Linked DNA regions of Homo sapiens: region 2 is linked to region 1. The links are chromatin loops, found by intact Hi-C in ENCODE. Cell type or tissue: endothelial cell of umbilical vein. All regions are shown on one strand.

Region 1 (2,500 bases):
AGGTTCAATCTCGCGCGCTCGGCGCCGGCAGCCAATGACGCGGCCGGTAGCGGCGGCGGGCAGGTGTGCGCGTGCCGCCGGCTGACGCAGGGCTCCAGTCGAACCGCCTGGTGCCGCCGCCGCGCCCCGCGCTCCCCCACCCGGCTCAGCCCCCTCCTCCCCGCGCCCCGCCACTCGCCGGGCTGCGGCGGCGGAGTGGTGGCGACAGCGGATTCCGTGCCCGGTGGCCGCGCGCCGCCCGGCTGTTCCGCGTCCCCTTGCCGGCTCACAATGTGCTGACCCTCCCGGCCCCGCCGCGCGCCTCACAGGTCTCTCGACCTCCGCGCTCCCTCAGGAAGTGACAGACTCCAGGCCCCTTCCTCCGCCCCGTCCTTCGGGACTGAACGCCACACACGTCCTCACACCCTCTCCCCCTCTCACACCCAGGCTAGCGACGCGACCATGAGGCCCCGGAGGTAAGCAGCCGGCCCCGCGGCCGCGCGAGTGCGAGCGTGGCCGGGTGTGCGTGCGGGTGCGGACGCCGCTCGCGGTCCCGAGTCTGGCACGTGAGCAACGTCGAGGGGAGCTCCGTGCTGAGGAGCAGGAAGAAAAGAGGAGGCGCGAGCGCCAGGGAGGGGCGAGGACTGGGCACCGCGGGGAAGTGACAGGTCTCGCAGCAAGTTGCGGTTCGGAAGCCGGCGCGCCGCGTCTTTCCTTCGCCGGCCCTGATTTATTGCCCCGGTGCTGCCGCTAAGACGCGGGCAGTCGATGTACTTCCGGGTTCACACCTTTCTCTCCCCGCTCGGTGCTGCTGGGTCGGCGCCCGGTGTGGGCACTGCGTTGCCACAGCGGCCGCCCAGGCTCGCCGCTGCGGTTGCTGCCGGGCGGCCAAAGCCGGCTTGGAGCGGGAGGGCGGGGCGGGGCAGGGCGGGGGCGCAGGCCACGCGGGGGCGCAGGGCGCGAGGGTGCGGCGCAGGCTGGGGTCCCGGCGGCGGGTCCTCGCGGCCGGTGCCGGCTCGTCTGGGACGCACGGGGCCGCGCCGCCAGAGGGCGTGCGCACCTCCCTTTCGCGCTCCGCAAGCCGAACTGCTTTGTACCGGGCAGGCGTCGGGGATCGTTTTTGCTTTGGTATCGGTGATGTAAATTCATGAATTAAAATTAAGGATTTTGAAAAGAACGGGGAAGAACGCACTTGGATTTAGGTTGTTTTTGAAAAGGAAAAACCAAAGAGGAAATGATACGTTTGCAGGAGCATTAACTGACTACTGACTGGAACATTGGATGCGGGTGCTTTGTGAAGATTTGTACTCCAAAAACTTTTTTTAAAAATTGCACGTTGGTAAATATTGAGTGTTTTCGAGTAAAATCTAACAGTATGTATTTAGTGCCCTTATTGCGGAAATTTCTTAAATGTAAGTAATAGTAAGTCCGCCATTTTGAATTGTTTCATGTAACACAGAATGAAATCTTAGGTGCCTGTGTTTCCTTGAGTTCCCTTCAGTTCTTTGTGGGTTTGTTTTCATCCGTAGGTTTTTAAGGTTGCCAAGTGTCACTGTTCATGGAACTAAATTCTCCACTGTAGATTTTTATACCTATTATTGTTAATGCAAGGGGAAAATAAATTATACTCCTATTCTATTGTAGTTTTTTATTTATCGATCACAAATACTGTGGAAGTGAAAATTACACCTGACAACTAGTATTAGAATGAATTTAAAACGTTTTACAACATTGCTGGGAAAATATGACTTAAAGTGATTTTTAATCAAGAAAATATTAATGTTTCTTTTTTTGGTGCTGGTTATTACCATATTTACTTAGATAATGCAAAAGTGCTTTTTTAAAAAGCACATTTTTACGTCCAACAATAAGTATAAAACATCACAGTTTTATGAAAGCTTTCAGGGAAGATTTGAAAGTTAAGGGTGAATTCTTGGAAATATATGCCAATTTGTATGAAAAAATAAATTTGCTATGAAATTTATGCCTTTTTTTCTTCTGCTGTGAATTTGCATAGATTTTATAGAGGAGTCATATGATAAATTAACAGAAGAGAATGTAATAATCAGTATTCCATTTTCAATAATAATTACACCCTTGTCCATCTTAGGGAAGGTTCTTGCCTGCCAAATTATTTATCTTTGCATGTATGAAACACAGCAATCCAGTGTGCTTAATTTCCTACAGAGCTTTAGAAATGAAACTGACACAAGGCCTCTTCTACCAATGAATAAAAAAGTTTTATTTGACTTTTCCATTTTACAAGTAGGATCAGCTAATCTTTGCTTTACAATATAAGGTCATAAAAATTTAAGGAATTGGATCGGGTTGTAATGCATATTGGTTTTTGGTAACTTTATAGGTGCTTCTCAATAGATCTGGAACTAAATGATTCAATAATTATATTCTCATTAATCCTTGTCAGACTGTATGGTGTCTTACTATGTATGTTCTCTGCTAGACTTCAGAAACAATAAAAAGTTTGTTGTGAAATTAGTCAAGATTTAAATTTAAAAATCGC
Region 2 (2,500 bases), 160 kb before region 1:
CATGCTGCCAATGTGATTTATAAATTTCCAAAGGGCATATGTTATGTAATTTCCCAAATGTATTTGGGGGCTAAAATCCTTTTCAAAAGGACAATCAGCCTTATAGAACTAAAGAGTTTCATTAAGCTCCTTTCAGGAAATGTGGCAATGTGTTCTGTTGTTTTTGTACAGACCTCTGTACATAGTAGGCACTCAGTACATATTTCTTGAAGAAAACTTACTCCTCATATTAAAGTAACATGCAATCATTCCTCTTACAACAGAATGTCTGAAGTGTAATAATTATTCCACTAAACAGTATTAGAATTTTAGAAATTAATTTCATTAGATAGAATAAAAAGATGAAGAAAAATTTCTACCTGTGCTTTTATGATATGCATGAATCTTGACATCAACTCAGGACATTCAAGGAGAAAGTGAAAGTGGTCAAATATAATTTTGGGATTTCTAAAAGAAAAATATTTTGTTTAAATGGACAGGAAGAATGAGTAGCATTAAGTGAAATGCAAATTCAGATACACTGACACTGAAACAGAAGAAAAACACATAATAATCCATATCTATTAAAGTTTCATTTGTTATTGAGCATATTTTGAATAGTACGAGAAATAGTATTTTTTCTGTTTAGATGAAACTGTAAGTAAAGAGAGGAAAGGCTAGCAGGGTACTCCACAAACCCAGAAAGCTTACCTATTAACAAAGCATTTTAAAACTTCATCATGTTTGCAGACAAATTCAATGAAACGAGGTGAAGTCATTCTGTGGGGGGAAAACATCAATCAGAATACACAGGCAAAAGTTTGTGATATAATATAGCGAACTTGATAAATATATACTGAACTGGACTGGCTTCTAAACCAAAAAAAAAAGAATTTGGTTTTGAATCTTCTTTGTAAGTTTAGGAAACTGAAGTATGCCTAGCCAATTTGTAAAATGATTCTAACTTCTCATCAGCAGACGATATCAACAAGTGACTTTTTAAAAATCTTGAAATTTGGTGCATTTCTGCTCTACACATTTCAAATACATAATTAAGAGATCCTATACAAGGTGACATTCACCATTCTACAAAGTAATAATATATACTGCTTAATATTTAAATATTCCCTACTAGATCTAGATTAGTATGAGTATCTTAAAACAAGGAGAAAACTTTAAATCAACAAATTATTATTTGTTGTTTTTGAAATTACAAAAGTATCACTGCTTTTCATCATCTATCAGAGAAAAAAAAAATAATAAGCCAAAACTTTCTTACCCCGGAGGCATCTGACAAGAACAGCACATGTAAAAAGCTTGAATGACAGCACTTAGCCGGTTAGCTGTCATAGAAATAACATCCTGACAATCTGCACTGGCTTCCTGTCTCCCTGCAAGAGCATCTGGTTTAGATTCCCTTGTGCCAGTGGACAGATTTTCATAGCTCCCAGGTCCTGGAGGTTCAAATGGAGGAATGGAAGCAGCATCTTGATCTTGGCCTTTTTGTTTCAGTAAAATAGAAGTGATCTCTGTTGAGTCTCTTTTGTTTTTCATCAATTCTGTGGCTATTAAAACTAGCCATTCATCTAACGAGTGCCAAAGCAATTCCAGAGGCTGAGAGAAACAAAAGTGTTTTTTAAACATCATTCTTAAACTACAGGATTAAAAAAAAAAAAACAAAACACAACTAGACAAATATTATAGAAGAGAAAATTTACTCTAGTCATTTCTATCTTCCCAAGTTAACGTGATAGTAATGCCTAAAGGTAAGTAATAAAATTATACAAATGCTACATAAATGACAATTTCTTCATTTATGGCAATAATTTAATTTGTATGTATGTATTCCTTGTAATAAAAAGGAAAAACTAAATCTAACAAAAAATTCACAATCTTTCTTCTTTTAATTTTCAAATGTTTAGTTTTAAAAGCACACATTACTACTATATATAATCACCCTTAACATTTACTGTATTAATATGATCAATGTCAACCACTTTCAATTAAACAAATAAGATTTTTTCAGTTAAAAAATGAGAACCCCTAAGTATAATCACTCAACATTTTCTGTATTAATATGATCAATGTCAACAACTTTCAATTAAACAAATGTCTTTTTTCAATTAAAAAATGAGAATCCCTAAAGAACCTAATGAACAGCTTTTTTACTGTGCTCCTTTCATTACATATAATTCCTAGAATTTGGATAATTTTTGACAAGAAATTACAAAATGTGGCATATTTATGTATATACATATACTTACAGACACAATCCATTTCTAATAATTAGTGTTTTTTTAAAACAAGAGATACAATTACCAAACTTCTATTAAAATACTGACTAGCAGGCCGGAGATGGTGGCTCACGCCTGTAATCCCAGCACTTTGGGAGGCCGAGGTGGGTAGATCACTTGAGGTCAGGAATTCGAGATCAGCCTGGCCAACATGGTGAATTGAAATCCCATCTCTACTAAAAATACAAAAAATTAGCCAGACATGGTGGCACACACCTATAATTCCA

The links. A loop is a pair of places that touch in the nucleus more often than their neighbours do. Peaks named below come from ENCODE experiments on the same cell type or tissue, not always from the same donor. Only the 100,000 strongest peaks of a DNase experiment are listed, where the experiment ranks them.
Region 2: it touches region 1 in a loop (4-fold over the local background); 8 of 110 quality-filtered maps call a loop at or near these places.

What each region holds. Positions count from the first base shown.
Region 1 is chr6:104,940,558-104,943,057 of GRCh38, forward strand. It overlaps a transcript of LIN28B not described here. Among named protein-coding and RNA genes, the nearest start is that of LIN28B-AS1, 1.3 kb to the left of the region's middle. RefSeq lists an enhancer at 192-1,026. In endothelial cell of umbilical vein, a CTCF peak has its summit at 1,047 (motif pointing right); no DNase peak of the experiment used is centred here; H3K4me3 peaks cover 1,079 bases; H3K27me3 peaks cover 617 bases.
Region 2 is chr6:104,783,727-104,786,226 of GRCh38, forward strand. HACE1 (HECT domain and ankyrin repeat containing E3 ubiquitin protein ligase 1) reads right to left here. Exons shown (of 24, transcript NM_020771.4): 12 at 1,259-1,593; 13 at 691-759; 14 at 360-447. Among named protein-coding and RNA genes, the nearest start is that of HACE1, 75 kb to the right of the region's middle. In endothelial cell of umbilical vein, no CTCF peak of the experiment used is centred here; a DNase peak (open chromatin) is centred at 1,345; H3K27ac peaks cover 377 bases.